Regions from separate parts of the Homo sapiens genome. Here region 2 is linked to region 1. The links are chromatin loops, found by intact Hi-C in ENCODE. Cell type or tissue: IMR-90. All regions are shown on one strand. Each heading gives the region's core, and the rest is flanking DNA. Links, peaks and the distances in the headings are about the cores only. Region 1 overlaps UBAP1L (ubiquitin associated protein 1 like). Region 2 overlaps CLPX (caseinolytic mitochondrial matrix peptidase chaperone subunit X).

Region 1 (8,937 bases), core at 4,938-8,937:
AGGTCAGTTCAAGACCAGCCTGGCCAACATGGCGAAACCCCACCTCTACTAAAACTATAAAAATTAACTGGGCATGGTGGCACATGACTGTAATCCCAGCTACTTGGGAGGCTGAGGCAGGAGAATCGCTTGAACCTGGGAGGTGGAGGTTGCAATGTGCCAAGATTGCACCACTGCACACTCCAGCCTGGGCGACAAAGCGAGACTCTGTCGAAAGGAAGGGAAGGGGAAGGGAAAAAAGAAAAGAAAAGAGAGAGAGAGCGAGACAGAGAGAGAGAGAGAAAGAGAAGAGAAGAGAAGAAAAGAAAAGAAAAGAAAAAGAAAAAGAAAAGCCAGAAACTCTGGAGACAAAAACATAAATAAGGAGAACTGGCCCTACCATCTATTAAAATATAGAAGTTCAATAATTAAAACTATGGTACTGGCACAGACAGATTAAAGGTACATAATAGAAAATCCAGAAATAGGCCTTAATATATTATAGGGATTTAGTAACTAATACGGGTGGCATCTCAAGCAATAGGAGAACGATAAAGTTCTGGTCAATAAATAGTGTTAGGCTGGGCACAGTGGCTCATCTGTAATGCCAGCACTGGGAGGCCGAGGCCGGAGGATTGCTTGAGCCCAGGAATTCAAGTCCACCTGGGCAACATAGTGAGACTGTCTCTACAAAAAATTTTGAAAATGGCCAGGTGCGGTGGCTCACGCCTGTAATCCCAGCATTTTGGGAGGCTGAGGCGGGTGGATCACGAGGTCATGAGATCAAGACCATCCTGGCCAACATAGTGAAACCCCATCTCTACTAAAAATACAAAAAATTAGCTGGCTTTGGTGGTGCATGCCTGTAATCCCAGCTACTCGGGAGACCATGGCACGAGAATCACTTGAACCGAGGAGTCGGAGGTTGCAGTGAGCCGAGATTGCGCCACTGCACTCCAGCCTGGTGACAGAGCGAGACTCTGTCTCAAATGAAAAAAAAAAAAAAAAAAGAAAATTAGTCATGGTGGCACTTTTCTGCAGTCTGAGCTACTTGGGATGCTGAGGTGGGAGGGCTCCTTGAGCCCAGGAGGTTGAGGCTGCAGTGAGCCATGTTCATGCCGCTGCACTCCAGCCTGGGCGACAGAGTGAGGCCCTGTCTCAAAAAACAAAAGCAGGTCGAGCACAGTGGCTCATGCTTGTAATTGCAGCACTTAGGGTGGCCAAGGTGGGAGGATCACTAGAGCCCAGGAGTTCAAGACCAGCCCGGGCAACATGGTGTGAAATCTCATCTCTACAAAGAAATATAAAAAATTAGCCAAGCATAGTGGCATGTGCCTATAGTCCTAGCTACTTGGGAGGCTGAGGTGGGAGGATCGCTTGAGCCCTAGAAGAGGAGGTTGCAATGAGCTGACATTGTACCACTGCACTCCATCTAGTCTGGGTGACAGAGCGAGACTCTGTCTGAAAAAAACAAAAACAGCTCTTTCCCTAAGTGGCCTGAGGTAATCTGTGAAAATGGTTCACCATTCATTTGACCTGGAGAACCCCATAAAATCATGCAAATCAAGAGGTTCAAATTTTCGTGTTCACTTTAAGAACACTCGTGAAACTGTCCAGGCCATCAAGGGTATGCATATATGAAAAGCCATTAAGTATCTGAAAGATGTCACTTTACAGAAATAGTGTGTACCATTCTGACGTTACAATGGTGGAGTTGGTAGGTGTGCCCAGGTCAAGTAGTGGGGCTGGATAGAAGGTCGGTGGCCCAAAAAGAGTGCTGAATTTGTTTTTGAGACGAAGTCTCACTCTGTCGCCAGGCTGAAATGCAGTGGCACAATCTTGGTTCACTGCAACCTCCACCTCCTGGATTCAAACAATTCTCATGCCTCCACCTTCCGAGTAGCTGGGATTACAGGCACGCGTCACCACACCCAGCTAATTTTTTGTATTGTTAGTAGATACGGGGTTTCACCATGTTGGCCAGGGCTAGCTGTCCTTTAAATTCAAGGAACAAGGCCCCATGGACTCAGCCCCAGACCCACAGACCCAGAAGACAGAAACACAGAGACACACTTACCATAGAACCCAGCAGAACTTCCCCGCAGGCCGGGACGCTGAGTTCTGGCCCAGGGAGAGGCTCTGTGCCTATCACAAAGCCCTTGGGCAACTTGAAAGGAACACCATCGAGGGCATTCATTCTGTCAGGAGTGTGGAGATGGCTGGCAGGGCTGGGGCAGGCTGCTTGATGGCAGGGAGAGAGAGTCGAGTCCTGAGGACCAGGCTCAGGCCTCAAATGGCCTCACTGCTCTCCTGTGTGGTCACTTAGCTGAGCCCCAAACAGCTGGAAAGGAAAAGGTGAGGGGGCCAGTGCTGCATAAAGGAAGGAAATGAATAAAAACAAGAGCATTCACACGGACAGAAATTCACTATTTCATATTTCAGTCATGCTCTAGACCACTGTTTTCCAAAACATGGTCCACAAAACTAGTTCTCATGCATTTCATCAAAATAATTGTCACCCAAATGTTTAAGAAACAAACAGCATTAATTTACATAAACTCTTCCAGGGAAGAAGAAAATAAGAAATACTTTCTAACTCATTTTGATTTTAGCATAACCTTTTTTTTTTTTTTTTTTTCTGGGACGAAGTCTCGCTCTGTCACCCAGGCTGGAGTGCAGTAGCCTGATCTTGCCTCACTGCAACCTCCAGCTCCTGGGTTCAAGTGATTCTCCTACCTCAGCCTCCCAAGTAGCTGGAATTACAGGCTTGTGCCACCACACCCAGCTAATTTTTGTATTTTTAGTAGAGACGGGGTTTCACCACGTTGGCCAGGCTGGTCTCAAACTCCCGGCCTTAGGTGATCCGGCCACCTCAGCCTCCCAAAATGCTGGGATTACAGGCGTGAGCCACTGCACCCAGCTGATTTTTAGCATAACCTTGATACCAAACTTGATAAGAAAATTAGAAACCAATCTCTCATGAACACAGATGCAAAAAAAATCTTAAAAATAATTATGGGTAGAATAATATAACACTGTCAAGTTAAGTTTATTTCAGGAAAGACAGATTGACTTAACATCCCCAAATCAATAAATGGGAATAAAGATAAATATCAATAAAGATGAAAAATTATATAATTATATAGCTTCATAGATGCAGAAAAAAACATGACAAAATCAATACCCATACCCTTTCAGCAACTTAGGAAGAGAAGGGAATTTTCTTAACTAATAAAGAGTATCTCTAACACATCACACAGTGGCCGAGATCATGCTGCTGCACTCCAGCCTGACAACGGAGCAAGATGCTGTCTCAAAAAAAAAAAGAAGAAAGAAAAAGGAAAAAAAAAAGGAATTACATCTCTCTATATAAATAGTAAATCATGTAAATGGACTCTTCTAAAAATTTTATTAGAAATGGAACATTTTAGGCCAGGTGCAGTGGCTCACACCTGTAATCCCAAATCCCAGCACTTGGGGAAGTCGAGGTGGGAGGATTATCTTGAGGTCAGGAGTTGGAGACCAGTCTGGCCAACATGGTGAAACCCCGTCTCTACTAAAAATACAAAAATTAGCTGGGCATGGTGGTGGGTGCCTGAAATCCCAGCTACTTGGGAGACTGAGGCAGGAGAATCGCTTGAATCTGGGAGGCAGAGGTTGCAGTGAGCCAAGATCACACAATTGCACTCCAGCCTGGGCAACAAGAAGGAAACGCTGTCTCAAAAAAAAAAAAAAAAAAAAAGGAAAATTTAAAAAGTTACCATTTATATTAGTATAGTTCTCTAGGACTAAATCTAACACAAGATGTATGAGACCGCTACACGGAAAACTATAAAACATTTGGTTAAATGGAGGAACATACCACGTTCAAGGATTGTAAAACTGAATCTTGTAAAGATAGCAGTTCTCCTCCAATTAATTTATTCATCCCATGTATCAAAATTCCATCACTTTTTTTTTTGGTAGAAATTGGCAAGCTAATTCTAAAATTAAATGAAATGCAAAGGACCAGGAAAAGCCAAGAGACTCTTGGAGAAGCAACACAGTGGAAGACTTTCACTATCAGATAGCAAGACCTTCAAGTTATGAGAATGAAGAGAGTGACTTAAAGACTTACAAAGAGACCAACAGGACAAAAAAGAAAGTCCAGAAACATATCCACACATGAATCTTTGACTTATGACAAAATTGGCTCTGTAGAGTAGCTGGAAAGGGAAAGTCTTTTAAATAAATTGTTCTGGATTAATTTGATATCCATCTGGGGAAAAAAAAAAACAAAAACAATATTGACCTCTACCTCATGTCATACCTAAAAATCAATTCCAGGTGGACTGTAGATTTAAATGTAAAAGGTAAAATAATAAAACTCAAAGATAAAAATGAAAGACTATATTCATGGCCTTGTAATAGTCAAAACATTTCTTAAGTTACAAAAGGGCTAACGGGCCAGGCACGTTGGCTCATGCCTATAATCCCAGCACTTTGAGAGGCCCAGGCAGGAGGATCAGTTGAGGCCAGGAGATTGAGATGAGCATGGGCAACAAAGCAAGACCCCTATCTCTACAAAAAATACAAAACTAGCCAGGTATGGTGGCATACACCTACAGCCCCAGCTACTCGGGAGGCTGAAGTAGGAGGATTGCTTAAGCCTGGGAGGATGAGGCTGCAGTAAGATGAGTGAGCTGTGAGCCCAGGTTGCACTCCAGCCTGGGCAACAAAATGAGACACTGTCTCAAATAAATAAATAAATAAATAAATAAATTAAATTTAAAAAAACACAACAACAACAACTCCAAAAGAGACTAACCATGAAGGAAAATTCTGATAAACTGGATTACATTAAAGTTAAGAACTTCCGCCAGGTGCAGTGGCTCACACCTGTAATCCCAGCACTTTGGGAGGCTAAGGCAGGCAGATCGCTTGAGGTTGGGAGATCGAGACCATCCTGGCCAACATGGTGAAACCCTGTTTCTACTAAACATACAAAAATTAGCCAGGCGTGGTGGCACACATCTGTAATCTCAGCTACTAGGGAGGCTGAGGCAGGAGAATCGCTTGAACCTGGGAGACGGAGGTTGCAGTGAGCCAAGATCACACCACTCTACTCCAGCCTAGGTGACAGAGCGAGACTCTGTCTCAAAAAAAAAAAAAAAAGAAAGAAAAAAAAGTTAAGAACTTCCATTTGGCCGGGCGTGGTGGCTCACACCTGTAATCCCAGCACTTTGGAGGCCGAGGTGGGCGGATCACAAGGTCAGGAGATCGAGACCATTCTGGCTAACATGGTGAAACCCCGTCTCTACTAAAAATACAAAAAATTAGCTGGGCATAGTGGTGGGCGCCTGTAGTCCCAGCTACTCAGGAGGCTGAGGCAGGAGAATGGCATGAACCCAGGAGGCGGAGCTTGCAGTGAGCCGAGATCACGCCACTGCACTCCAGCCTGGGTGACAGAGCGAGAATCTGTCTCAAAAAAAAAAAAAAAAAAAAAAACTTCCATTCATCAGAATATACCATTAAGAGAGTTAAAACAAAAACAAAAACAAATCACAGAGTGGGAGAAGATATTTGCAACAAATCTATATGACAAAGGACTCATATCCAGTATATACAAAGAACTTCTATAAACAATAAGAAATGGGCAAGAGACTTTTAATATGCACTTTACAAAAGAGGATATCCAAATAGCCAATATGATAAGTTGTTTAACTTCATTAGTCATCAGGGGAATGCAAAATAAAACAATGAGATACCACTACACAAACATACAACCATTAATTTAAGGTTAAAATTAAAAAGCTTCACAATATCAAGCGATGATGAGGATGTGGAACATCTATAACTCTCATTCACTGTTGGTCAGAAAGTCACTTAGTCAACAGTATCTACTAAACCTGAAAGCCAAGAATTAAGAACTCATTCACACATCACTTCTTGGCTTTTTGGGTTAGATCAAGACTAGTATCTGTCCTTCGTTTAGCAATACAACAGCCAGGAATTTAATTTTTGATATATTTTAAACTACATTAAATATTGAGTCTGTTGCCTTTAAAAAAGAACAAAATCGGCCGGGCGCGGTGGCTCACGCCTGTAATCCCAGCACTTTGGGAGGCTGAGGCGGGCAGATCACAAGGTCAAGAGATTGAGACCATCCTGGCCAACATGGTGAAACCCCGTCCCTACTAAAAACACAAAAATTAGCTGGGCGTGGTGGTGCGTGCCTGTAGTCCCAGCTACTCAGGAAGCTGAGGCAGGAGAATCGCTTGAACCAGGGAGGCGGAGATTGCAGTGAGCTGAAATCGCGCGACTGCACTCCAGCCTGGTGACAGAGTGAGACTCTGTCTCCAAAAAACAAAACAAAACAAAACAAACAAAAAAAACTTGGCCGGGCGTGGTGGCTAATACCTCTAATCCCAGCACTCTGGGAGGCCGAGGTGGGTGGATCACCTGAGGTCAGGAGTTCAAGACCAGCCTGGCCAACATGGTGAAACCCCGTCTCAACTAAAAATACAAAAAAAAAAACATAGCTGGGCATGGTGGCACGCGCCTGTAGTCCCAGGTACGTGGGAGGCTGAGGCAGGAGAATTGCTTGAACCCAGGAGGCGGAGGTTGAGGTGAGCCGAGATGGCACCACTGCACTCCAGCCTGGGCGACAGAGTGAGACTCTGTCTCAAAAAAAAAAAAAAAAAAGAAAAGAAAAGAAAAAGAACAAACTCATTCACACAGAATTTAAGCTCACGACTGCCTATAATAATACACTTGAATCTAGACTTCTTGACCGCAGTCTGCCTTTTTGCAAACAATCAGGGATTATCAGGGAGTCTGCAGCAGGAAGTGCCTCTGGCTCAACACAATCTGTCATCCCTGCCAGGATGACGCAAAGCTCTGCCCTGCTAGGGGTCACTACAGTCATCCCCTTCCCATGAGAGCATCATGTGGAGAGGTAGGGTGGATAATCTGAGTGCAGAGAGGTCAAATGAAGGCAGGTAGGCAAATCCCTTAATTCCCTCATCTCCTGCCCCATTTGTCAACTCTTGTTAGTGTCTTGCTGTATATAAGACTCAAAAGGTTTCTCCACTCCATGCCTAGAGCTGGTCTCCCTGCACAGCAGGAGGTAGCTCTCTGTGCTACCTTCCATACAGAATCAGGAAGGTCCCACTGTAACCAGTAAATTATCTGCCCCATCAGCCAGTTCTTACAGGGGACCTTTGAGGTACAAGGGTGTTATAGGAGACACAGGAAAGTTCAGCAAGTTTTGGCATTCTCAGATTTATTATTCACATTTTCAGGTATCATCTGAATTTTGAGCTATCTCCAAGGAAGGGACACAGTTCTATTGAGACTATCTGTCCACTTAGCAGGTATAGGGCACCCTTCTCTCCATCTTCCGCCCAGCATCTGCATCCTAATAGGTATTTTCTACTCAGCCCTACACTTGCTTCTAGGATACTGAGGATTTGGGGAACATATCTATTTTTTTCTTTTTTGAGACGGACTCTCGCTCTGTCTCCCAGGCTGGAGTGCAGTAGTGCAATCTTCTAGGCTCACGGCAACGTCTGCCTCCCAGGTTCAAGCGATTCTCCTGTCTCAGCCTCCTGAGTAGCTGGGATTACAGGCACCCACCACCACGCCTGGCTAATTTTTGTATCTGTAGTAGAGGTGGGGTTTCGCCATACTGGTCAGGCTGGTCTCGAACTCCTGATCTCAGGTGATCCACCCGACTTGACTTCCCAAAGTGCTGAGATTGCAGGTGTGAGCCACCATGCCCAGCCTATATCTCTTTTTTTTTTCTTTTTTAGGCAGAGTCTTGCTCTGTCACCCAGGTTGGAGTGCAGTGGCGTGATCTGGGCTCACTGCAAGCTCCGTCCCCCGGGTTCAAGCGGTTCTCCTGCCTCAGCCTCCTGAGTAGCTGGGACTACAGGCGCCTGCCACCACGCCTGGCCCTATATCTCTTAAGAATGGCAAGGGCTACAGTAAAGATATCGATATTGCCTAGTTAGAAAGTATTCTAAAATGAGGGTCACCTCACTAGGTACAACATGAGAGGTACAGATCATTATGTAATAATATTCTCCAAAGGAAGGGGAGTGGTCTAGTCCTTATGGGCATTGGAGAAGCTTCAGGAAGTAGATGGGACTTGGCCTTGACCCTGGAAGGTGAAAGAACAGCCTGTGAGCAAGAGAGCAGAGGAATCTGCAGGGTGGAGAGAAGTGACAAGTTGCTGGACTTAAGCAGATGGTCTGTGCTGGGAAGCAGTACGAAGTAAAATTGAAAGGGTAGACTGGGGTAGAGCTGGGGAGAACTATGAACTTCAGGCTGAGTGCTGACTCCATTCAGCAGGTAGTGGGCAAAGTGTGGAAGAGGCCTGAGGTGGTGGAATGGAGTAGGGATGTGGGAATGTTAGGAAAGCCAGGCTGTGCATGCTTGGACAAACTGTAAGCCAGGACCTCTCAAACACTAGCCCATGAGGTGGTGCCCATGTGCTTGGATCTGGGCATGGGGATGGGGAGTGGGATGGGTGAAGGTGGCACTGATTGATTTAAGTGGGGCCCAGGCAATGACATTAGTATTGTTTCCAAAGGTCTTCACTATACTCTCTAAATGACTTTATTCTTGCCCAGAGCTTCAATTACCTGCCAATGATTCACAAATTAAATTCTCCAGTTCTCTTCTGAGATCAAACTCATAAACACAACTGCCTACACAGTGTCTCAAGACTTCTCAAACTCAACGTATCAAAGTGAACTGATTTTTCCCTTCCCCAAACTGCTCCTCGCCCCCAGGGTTCCTTGTCTCAAGGAATGGTAACATTGAGCCAGGTGCACGAGTACTCATCTCTGATACTTTCCTCTCCTTTACCACCACCATCTCAAATTTCCTGTGAATTTTTATCTCCTAAATCTCTGGAATCCAGCCATTTCAGGCTAACTCCACTGCTTCCATGGGAATCCAAGCCCCCATTAT
Region 2 (11,690 bases), core at 3,938-7,937, 54 kb after region 1:
CTTGAACCCGGGAGGCGGGGGTTGCAGTGAGCCAAGATCACGCCACTGCACTCCAGCCTGGGCAACAGAGTAAGACTCTGTCTCAAAAAAATAAAATTAAAATAAAATAAAACAAAACAAAATAAAAATGAAATAAATAAATCTTTATTCTCACTTTCTCTTGGCTGAAGGAAAGATTATCCAGATTTGTAAATATTCAGATTGTTCTTGGTTCTTAGCATTTGAGTACCTGTTATCACAACATACTTGTTTATATTTCCTGAATTTATTTTTACATTTTCTTTTCTTTTTTTTTTTTTTATTTTGAGACAGAGTCTCTCTCTGTTGTCCAGGCTGGAGTGCAGTGGTGCAATCTCAGCTCACTGCAACCTCCGCCTCCTGGGTTCAAGTGATTCTCCTGCCTCAGCATCCCGAGTAGTTGGGATTACAGGCACACGCCACCACACCTGGCTAATTTTTGTATTATTAGTAGAGACGGGGTTTTGCCATGTTGCCCAGGCTGGTCTTGAACTGCTGACTTCAGGTGATCCACCCGCCTCAGCCTCCCCAAGTACTGGGATTACAGGCATGAGACACCGCGCCTGGCCTAAATTTTATTTTCTAAGAAATTGATTCAGAAAATCAGACTTTCCAATGATTATTTTAATTAAACTGATAGAATAATAGTTTGGCAGACATATCTATTATCATAGTCCTATTCCATCTGGCTGTCACTTTCAAACTATCTTCATACTTAAGGTAAAGGGTTATTCTATTCATCAAAAACAATAAGCATTCCATAAACATCTGGATTAAATTGTGCTACCTTTGAGGGTTAATAATTAGTGAATAATTCACAATGTTGTGCCTCATTATAATCCACATCAGCCAAGAAAACTCAGTCTGCTGTATGAGGATAGTTAAATTGTCACTAGCAAAGTACTTTTTAAAATTTCAGCAAAATCTGGTTAGGGATTGTGATAACATAGGAAGGGGCTTGGGTTAAGTTTAGCTCTGCCCAAAGGGAAAAAATGATTTAGATGTAGCTTCAGATCAGCAAGGCCAGCAGGTGCTTGTCATTCACTCATTCTCTCTCTCTCTCTCTCTCTCTCTCTCTCTCACACACACACACACACACACACACACACACACACGATTTAGATGAATAAATGAACAAAATTGCAAGGGGCATATTAATTACAGTGGAACCACATAATCTATGTATTTAACTTATTTAATGATTTAAGTTTAAAAAAGAAATAATTTAAATGATACAGATGATATCCATCATCCCATTTTATGAGTATATGCCTTAGAACAAACTTGAGACAACTCTCCGATTCTTTCAGTTAGTCCCTGTTTGTGCATCTCTCACTGTGTAAGCACAGCTCTCTAAAATGAGGACCATGAGCAAGCAGGCTAGTGTAGTAGTTAGCTGCACAGAGCTCACCAGCTGTGTGGCCACGGACAAATTACTTAAAATTTCTGTGTTTCAGTTTTCTTACTTCTAAAATGGAGATAAAAATAATAGTTTCTGTCTCATGGGTTTAGGGGAGATTAAATGAATATATGCAAAACACTTAGAACAATACCTGGCAGATAGTTTTATAAGTGTTACAGAAGAATCTGGTATTATTATTACCATTTCCCTAGTGTTTAATTATTCACACAACACAGCCCTTAAACGCAAACAAAGTATTTCATCTGGTGCTCAACTTAAAAAACAACATTATATTCCAAAGATGGAGAAAAAAAGCCAATTGTGTCAGTCCTCCTAAAAGCTGTATGTTGGTCTCTAAAATTTGACTTCCAAAGGGACTTATAAGAATTAATCTTATTGTACATGATTTTGGTCTAAAACCCTAGACCAGTGTTAGGGTCTAACACCCCCAGCCAGTGTTAGTTAACAACCTAACTTTAGAACTTAAAATCCCATGTAAAACACAACAAAACTGCACATGACAATAAATTTAAGCTTTTGAAATATTTGTTTCTAAGTCAATCTTTTACATAAGTTCTTAAATACTGTTACTTGTTAACATTTAAATAACATTAAATCACTACATATATTACATGACATGTCTTTCAAAATATGCACTACAGACTTTCTTTACTAATTTAGTATAGGTTAACTAGCTGTCAACACAATTTATGAGTATGGTATTGACTGCATATCTGAATATATTTTTTTATTATGAAATAAATTACATATATACCTAAAGGTTATTATTTAGATTTTACATTCTTATATACAATCTAATTCTATTGCACTTACTGTATTTCTTAATTTTACCACGCATGGTATAATCAGTATTTCTATAAATTTAAAAATAACTGGGGATAATGTAATTTTATTACATGTGATAAATGTCATGCCCAAGTTGGTACACAAGTTATATTCTCATGGCTCATCCTATATATAGTACACTTCAAATAGTGGATATATAATACTACTTGGTTCAAAGGCAAATGTAAAAACATCAAACTTAGCTAATTTTCTTTATTTCAATTACTAAAACAAAAGGCCATGTGAATCTTTCTATGACACCCCTGGAACCTCCACCCTCAATGCAGCAACTAACTATATCCACCTCCAAAGGAATAGGTGGAACACAACAGAAAGGCCACTCTCCTTGGTCTATCAAGTCCTTCCACACCCTCCATCGGACCATCTGATGCTTGTAGGGGCAATCTGGGGCTGGAAACAGTGAATTAAGACTTACTCATAATTTGTAAGACTGTAAGTTTCATAAATACAAAAAAAACCAAAAAACAGTGTGCTTTCTGGCAAAGAGTAGCTAGAAAATAATCTGCCTCCCCCAAATTCCTGTGACCCACAAGAAGCAGGCCAACTCTAATTGTAGTTTGATAGAAAAAATAAAAAATAACCCAACATATGGAAACGACACAAATTAGCTATGAAAAACTATTCCAAAGTTATATATACCATGTAGGATAAACACATTTAGATAATACGTATCTTTCTTGGTAATACACAAGCAAATACATACATGTCTATCACTGTTACTGCTGAAACACTTCACTGAAATAAATGTCAAAAGGAAGAATGATTACAGAGGAGGACCTGAAGTCACTTACTTGTAAATCTGTACTCATCCTCCCGTCTTCTTATTTCTAACTCTAAGAAAGAGGATGAAAATATTACATATTTGTTTACCTTGGGGGAACAAACAATGAGTATCCCACCTCCTGTCCTCTTTCAAATATATTTAAAGGATTTGTTCATTAACATTTTTCAGCTTTTCATATATGCTATATCTTTTCTATATTAAAACAAAACCATGCATAAAGACCGCTGTCCAGTTGCTAATATTCACATTTGTCAAATATATAATTGATATCTATTGTAAGGGTATAATAACATAAGTCTTTAATAAGAGTTTAAGCCCCTCATGCTATAAATATTATAACCATTTGCTCCTCCAGCACTTAGAATAGCTTAAATATCTATTTATTACCGAGGAAAACAAAAAAGTTTTGCTCCATAACTATCAGTGCTATTTGGACCTTATAAAAATGAAGATTTCAGGCCAGGCGCAAGAGTTCACGCCTATTAATCCCAGCACTTTGGGAGGCTGAGGCAGATGGATTGCTTGGGAGACTGAGGTGGGAGGATCACTGGAGCCTGGGAAGTTGAGGCTGCAGTGAGTCGCAATCCAGCCTGGGTGACAGAGAGAGACCTTGTCTTGAAAAAAAGAAAAAGGTTCCAAGTCATCCGTTAGTTATGACTTATACTTTCTAAAAATAACTGATACCATCACATACCTATTTTGCAGTTATGTGATGTAAGTTCAGCAAGTGAACAAGTGTCTTCATTGAAATAAATTATACATTTAGTTGCTACTAAAGGCAATCAAAGATAATGTAGACTTATAAATTTAAGTACTTAGCAGAACTCCTTCACACTGTACAGTGATAACTAAAAGAATCTAAAATGATGGAATATAGGCCTAAATCAGAAATTGGGGCTGTCTGGCCAACAAAACAAAAAATTAAATATTCATATTTACTCTATGCATAATTGTTTTTAATAAATCATTCTATTAATATACATTATTGTCCATAGTAAATTGAGATTATACAGTATACTGTATAATGACTACAGCCATGTGCCACCCCACCTGGCTAATTTTTGTATTTTTAGTAGAGACGGAGTTTCCCATGCTGGCCAGGCAGGTCTCGAACTCCTGACCTCAAGTGATCCCCCCGCCTCGGCCTCCAAACGTGCTGGGATTACCGGCATAAGCCACCATGCCAGGCCTAAGAAATAATATTTACCTTAACTGTAAGTTAATGTATTCTGTTATTTTCTATTCATATCTATCAAATTTTTAAAAAATGCTGTTGGCAAATGATTTCATAACACACTAATGGGGAATAACCTGCACTTTGAAAAATGCCACACTATATAAAAAACATTTTAAGAAGAAAGTGAGGAGTTACAAATAAAGATTACTTTTAAGCATAGCAATCTCTATTTAGGTCAATTATCAAAAACGCTACCTCTTGGTGTTAATGATGTCTGCTTCTCAACCTCTGCTTGCTGTCTCAGATTAGCTGGGATATTATTATATATTCTCTTATAATGATTGTACACAGCAACTGAAAGCACCTTCTTAGCAAATGACTGGCCAACAACATACTTGTCGAGGTAGTTATAAATCTGAAAAATGATTAGGTATGAATAATTTAATATGAGCTATTATAAGAGCACACACATTAAAAAGTTATTTACTAAGCATATTTGCTTACAGTTTTAAATCTGAACAAAGACTCTCATTAAAAACAAAATGACAATACATTATATAGCAATGATTCAGAGGCCCTGAACACTAAATGAACAAAAACACAATTCATTTGTTCTCTAGCTTAACAAAGTATCACTGTACTCTACTAGTGTTGTGCTAATTTCTATTCTATAAACAATGCTATCAATCTTTATTTTTTGATAACAAATTAAATTTAAAGTAACTTAGAATACATACACATGCCACCATGGTCTAAAAGTATCAACATTAATGTAAATCATTAAAATAAATCCATACCTGTCAATCAAATGAATAACATTCTTCACAAAGATAACATTATAAAACTACTCTTTTCAGAAACAGGCATTACATAATCAAAAGCCATTATACTATCAGTATCTATGTGTTTTAGTAAATTTAATTTTTTCTCAGACATTAACTTTAAAGCTACTCATTTATCTGAGACTCTAAAAACTGTATTCTTATTTTTTTTTATTTTCTAAAAATATATTTTTTTCTTTTTTTGATACAGGGTCTCACTGTGTCGCCAAGGCTGGTCTTGAACTCCTGGGGCTCAAGCAATCTTCCTGCCTTGGCTTCCCAAAGTGCTGGGATTACAGGCATGAGCCACCAAGCTCAGCCCTAAAAACTTTATTCTTAATAGTAGCTAAAGCTCTATTCTACAGTTGGTTATTGCCAACAGCTTGGAACCTGGGGTAAATTTTTTAAGTTTTTAGTGAATAGAAATGAAATGGTTGGTGAATTAATATTAACCAACTCCTGCCGGGCTTGGTGGCTCACGGCTGTAATCCCTGCACTTTGGGAGGCTGAGGCGGATGGATCACTTGAGCCCAGGAGGTGCAGACCAGCCTGGACAACATGGCAAAACCCTGTCTCTACAGAAATTAGCTGGGCATAGTGGTAGACACCTGCAGTCCCAGCTACTGTGGAGGCTGAAGTGGGAGGATCACTTGAGCCCAGGGAGGTTAAGGCTGCAGTGAACCATGAGTGTGCCACTGCACTCCAGCCTGGGCAACAGAGTGAAACCCTGATTAAAAAATAAATAATTCAAAAACTCCTGAAATTAGTTAAACTGCCTGGATTTTTTTTTTTTTTTTTTTTTTTTTTGAGACGGAGTCTCGCTCTTTCACCCAGGCTGGAGTGCAGTGGCGTGATCTTGGCTCACTGCAAGCTCCGCCTCCCGGGTTCACGCCATTCTCCTGCCTCAGCCTCCCGAGTAGCCAGGACTAAAGGCACCCGCCACCACGCCGGGCTAATTTTTTGTATTTTTTTAGTAGAGACGGGGTTTCACCATGTTAGCCAGGATGGTCTCGATCTCCTGACCTCATGATCCGCCCGCCTCGGCCTCCCAAAGTGCTGGGATTACAGGAGTGAACCAAACCACCGCACCCGGCCAAACTGCCTGGAATTTTAACTCACATGTCTAAAGTCTACACAAATTCGTATAGAATATAAAGCCCAATATATTTTCCATTTTTAATGACAAATTCTTTAGTTGTTGACCATATACATTTTATTATAGTTTTAAACATCTTTATTCCTTACAAATTATACCAATGACATTAAATCTGTCACAGCACATTTGGAAGTAGAGACAAATGCACTGATATCTAAACACAGTAGAAGAAAGATACACTGAGGCAGTGAGAAATAATCTAAGTGTGCAAACATCTGAGACACAGCCAGAACAGAAGGCACATAGCCAGGGTACAAGGGTTCCCAGTTCTCAAAAAGCACACACCAAATACCCAATGGAGCTGGTGGTACATTCTGTTACATCTCACAGGACCAAATCATACTCTGCCTGAGACTTCTAAAGAGTCCACACTACCAAAGCCACAGTGCTATACGGAGCAGCCCGGCACACTGGCTATGAAAAAACTACTTACTTACATTATTAGACTGAAGGCTGTTTTACCATAAAATAGACCAATTTAAGGGAGATAATTGCAGGCTTTTTTTTTTAAGGCTAGTCAAGTGGACCAGCCTAGGCTGGTGTTATTTAAGGGTCCATATGAACAAAAATAAATCAGAAGTTGCTTGCTCTATTGTAGATATTATTTCAGATTAACTTGGTATTAACAAGTTAACATTTTAATAATTATCTAGCTATATTTCACTGCCACTGAATACAGTAATCATAACATGGGAAAAAGCAACAGACCCCATATTTAAATTCCAAAAGGCAATAACAATTTAGCCACATATGGTCCATATTATGAACCTATAATACTTGTTTATATACTAGTATTAGGATTCAGTGTAAACTTGGGAGAGGGAAGCAATGGAATGTTTTCAAGATAAAATACTTGTAAGACTGAGCTTAAGACTTATACCTTCTTAGGGGGAGGTGGTGGTTTCTGTTGGAATGCCAATTTTACAGCTTCTGCTGCTGATTCAGGTTCTTTAATTATGCTTTTCTTTGAGTCTGCTTCAGATAGCACAACAAAAAAATGATGACACTTTTCACACTTGACAAAACGGGTGGATGCTGTAAAAGAAAACAGACATAAGTAGAGGGAAATAAAAAATAATTCCAATAGTGTTTAACCTTAAAGACTCCACTGTAAATGAAAGCTACGCACCTGACAAAAAGTAGACTTGCTGTTCAATCTACTTGCCACACAAACAGCCTCATTTATATAGCAAGTATACTACAAAGATAGATCAGTCAACTACCTTTTGCTCATTTCTATTAGGTCCTTTCATTTTGTGATATACTTCTTTAAAAGAAAAGATTGCGTGAAATTTTTCCAACTTTCCATTCACTAAAAAAGATTTTTTTTTTTCTTTGGGAGACGGAGTCTCGCTCTGTTGCCAGGCTGGAGTGCAGTGGTGTGATCTCGGCTCACTGCAACCTCTGCCTCCTGGGTTCAAGCAATTCTCCTGCCTCAGTCTCCTGAGTAGCTGGGATTACAGGGGTGCACCACCATGCCCAGCTAATTTTTGTATTTTTAGAAGAGACAGGATTTCACTATATTGGGCAGGATGGTCTTGATCTCTTCACCTTGTTATCTGCCCGTCTCCGCCTCCCAAAGTGCTGGGATTTACAGGCGTGAGCCACCGCACCCGGCCCACTAAAAAAGATTTAAAACCTCTTTGAGAATATGGAGTAATCATCTATTTTATTGAAATACTTGAATGAACAAACTAAAAAAGTAAAATACAAGATTCATATATTTTTCCAATATTATAAAAAATGTCAAACATATACAAAAGTTGAAAGAGATAAATCTATTTTAATTCCTAAAAATGTAAAAAATGTATATTCTTTACATTCTCTTAAACCCATGAGCATTTTTCGGGCGTGTTGGCTCATGCCTGTAATCCCAGCACTTTGGGAGACTGAGGCAGGTGGATCACCTGAGGTCAGGAGTTAGAAACCAGCCTGGCCAACATGATGAAACCCCGTCTCTACTAAAAAAAAAAAAAAAAATACAAAAATTAGCTGGGCGTGGTGGCAGACACCTGTAATCCCAGCTACTCGGGAGGCTGAGGCAGGAGAATCGCTTGAACCCAGGAGGTGGAGGTTGCAGTGAGCTGAGATTGCGCCATTGCACTCCAGCCTGGGAGATAGAGCAAGACTCCATCTCAGAAAAAAATATATATATAATTATTTCATATCTTTCTTATTTTATCTTTACTCCACTAGTTCCTATTTCTCTGATCAAAAAACCACTAAGAAACTAACAAAATACTGCTTTCTCAGTCATACTGATTGGATTTAAAGATAATCATGCAGACTTTGAAAGCAATACAAAGGTAGTTTAAAGTGAGGATAAAAAGAGTCTCTTTTTTCTTTTAAAAATTTTTGGCCAGGCATGGTGGCTCAGGCCTGTAATCCCAGCACTTTGGGAGGCCGAGGGGGACAGATCACGAGGTCAGGAGATCGAGACCTGGCTAACACGGTAAAACCCTGTCTCTACTAAAAATAGAAAAATTAGCTGGGTGTGGTGGTGGGCGCCTGTAGTCCCAGCTGCTCGGGAGGCTGAGGCAGGAGAATGGTATGAACCCGGGAGGTGGAGCTTGCAGTGAGATGAGATTGCACCACTGCACTCCAGCCTGGGCGACAAAGTGAGACTCTGTCTCAAAAAAAAAAAAAAAAAAAAAAAAAAATTTGTGGATACACAGTGATGAGTTCATGTCCTTTGTAGGGACATGGATGAAGCTAGAAACCATCATTCTGAGCAAACTATCGCAAGGACAGAAAACCAAACACCGCATGTTCTCACTCATAGATGGGAACTGAACAATGAGAACACTTGGACACAGGGTGGGGAACATCACACACCGGGGCCTGTCATGGGGTGGGGGGAGGGGGGAGGGATAGCATTAGGAGATATACCTAATGTAAATGATGAGTTAACGGGTGCAGCACACCAACATGGCACATGTATACCTATGTAACAAACCTGCACGTTGTACATGTGTACCCTAGAACTTAAAGTATAATTAAAAAAAAAACTTTGCGGATACACAGTGGATGAATACATTTATAAGGATTTCTCAATTCCAATGGATCAGCTACAGTATATCCTATGTTAAAGGTGATTTATTTTTCTTTTCTCTTTTTTTTTTTTGAGACAGGGTATCGCTCTGTTGCCCAGGCTGAAGTGCAGTGGCGTGATCACTACTCACTGCAGTCTTGACCTCCTAAGCTCAAGCAATCCTCCCACCTCAGCCTCCCTGAGTATCCAGGACTACAGGCACACGCCACCACGCCTGCCTACTTTTTTTTTTTTTTTTTGAGATGGAGTCTTGCTCTGTCGCCCAGGCTGGAGTGCAGTGGTACAATCTCGCCTCACTGCAAGCTCCACCTCCCAGGTTCACGCCATTCTCCTGCCTTAGCCTCCCGAGTAGCTGGGACTACAGGCGCCTCTCGATCTCCTGACCTCGTGATCTGCCCGCCTCGGCCTCCCAAAGTGCTGGGATTACAGGCATGAGCCACTGCGCCCGGCCGATGCCTGCCTACTTTTAAAAATCTTCTGTAGAGACAGGGTCTCATGATGTTGCCCAGGCGGGTCTCAAACTCCTGGACTCGAGTAACCCTCCCACCTTGGCCTCCGAAAGTGCTTGGGATTACAGGCGTGACCCACTGAGGCCAGCCTACTCTTTCTTTTCAAAACATGGTTATAGGATGTTGGCGGGGCACAGTGGCTCACACCTGTAAACCCAGCACTTTGGAAGGCCAAGACGGGTGGATCACTTGAGCTTAGGAGTTCAAGACCAGCCTGGCCAACATGGTGAAACCCTGTCTCTACTAAAAATACAAAAACTAGCCGGGCATGGTAACTACCTGTAAACCCAGCTACTCAGCAGGCTGAGGCAGGAGAACTGCTTGAACCTGGGAGGCAGAGGTTGCAGTGAGCCGAGATGGTGCCCATCGTGCCCTCTTATTATAAACAAAACAAATAAACATAAAACAACACATGGTTATAGGATGTAGATATATGGATATATTTACTTTTTTTTTTTTTTGAGACAGAGTTTCGCTCTTGTTGCCCAGACTAGTGTGCAATGGTGCAATCTCGGCTTACTGCAACCTTCGCCTCGCCTCCAGGGTTCAAGCAATTCTCTTGCCTCAGCCTCCGAAGTAGCTGGGATTACAGGCATGTGTCACCACGCCCGGCTAATTTTGTATTTTTTAGTAGAGATGGGGTTTGACCATGTTGGTCAGGCTGGTCTCAAATTCCTGACCTCAGGTGATCCGCCTGCCTCAGCCTCCCAAAGTGCTGGGATTACAGGCATGAGCCACCGCACCCAGCGACTTTTTTTTTAAGAGCTGCTGTCTTGCTATGTTGTCCAGGCTAGCCTCAAATTTCTGTTCTCAAGGGATCCTCCCACCTCCCAAGTAGCTGGGTTTGGACATACATGCTTAACTCAGCCTAACCCTACTAATGGTAACCGGGGACCTCAGAAAGCAATTTGGTAGAGAATCTCTTATAGGTACAGGTGGCAAATACAAAGCTAGTATGTCTAAGTAATACATTTTTGTGTAACCCAACTAGAAAGAGAGAACTGCAGAGAAAAAAAAAAATTCATGGAATTTTTTTTCCTTTGGGAAAATTTTAAATATAAATATCTATCCACAGATTATAGGGAACACTGCACTAGCAAGCACACCTACGTCTTTACAAACTAATCTAAATGAAAAAAGTAGACAATTCCATATTAAAAAAACAACTTTAGGCTGAGCGGGGTGGCTCAGGCCTGTAATCCCAGCACTTTGGGAGGCCGAGGCGGGTGGATCACCTGAGGTCAGGAGTTTGAGACCACCCTGGCCAACATGGCGAAACCCTGTCTTTACTAAAAATACAAAAATTAGCCAGGTGTGGTGGCGGGTGCCTGTAATCCCAGCTACCTGAGAGGCTGAGGCAGGAGAATCCCTTGATGGTTACCTGGGAGGCGGAGGTTGCAGTGAGCCAAGACCACGTCACTATACTCCAGCCTAGGCAACAGAACTCTGTCTCAAAAACAAACAAAACCACTTCATTATCAATTCAATCAATTCTTGTGTTTCTGTTCTTCTTTTTTTTTTTTTTTTTTGAGACGGAGTCTCATTCTGTCACCCAGACTGGAGTGCAGTGGCACGATCTGGGCTCACTGCAACCTCCGCCTCCTGGGTCCAAGCAATTCTCCTGCCTCAGCCTCTGGAGTAGCTGGGACTACAGGTGCATGCCACCACACCCAGCTCATTTTTGTACTTTTAGTAGAGATGGGGTTTCACCATGTTGGCCAGGATGGTCTCGATCTTCTGACCTCATGAAACACCCACCTCAGCCTCCCAAAGTGCTGGGATTACAGGCATGAGCCACTGCGCCCAGCCATGTTTCTGTTCTTAAACACAAGACTAATTAAAAACACATTCTGGGCCGGCCAAGGTGGCTAACGCCTGTAATCCTAGCACTCTGGGAGGCTGAG

The links. Peaks named below come from ENCODE experiments on the same cell type or tissue, not always from the same donor. Only the 100,000 strongest peaks of a DNase experiment are listed, where the experiment ranks them.
Region 2: a loop joins it to region 1, with 3.0 times the contacts of the local background. A loop is called at or near these places in 1 of 110 quality-filtered maps.

The regions. Positions count from the first base shown.
Region 1 is chr15:65,104,040-65,112,976 of GRCh38, forward strand. It overlaps UBAP1L (ubiquitin associated protein 1 like), which reads right to left. Exons shown (of 6, transcript NM_001163692.2): 2 at 2,057-2,349. The coding sequence starts at 2,176. Among named protein-coding and RNA genes, the nearest start is that of UBAP1L, 6.7 kb to the right of the region's middle. In IMR-90, for the core only: no CTCF peak of the experiment used is centred there; a DNase peak (open chromatin) is centred at 6,822.
Region 2 is chr15:65,159,526-65,171,215 of GRCh38, forward strand. It overlaps CLPX (caseinolytic mitochondrial matrix peptidase chaperone subunit X), which reads right to left. Exons shown (of 14, transcript NM_006660.5): 4 at 7,106-7,260; 5 at 4,504-4,663; 6 at 3,079-3,120. Among named protein-coding and RNA genes, the nearest start is that of CLPX, 20 kb to the right of the region's middle. In IMR-90, for the core only: no CTCF peak of the experiment used is centred there; no DNase peak of the experiment used is centred there.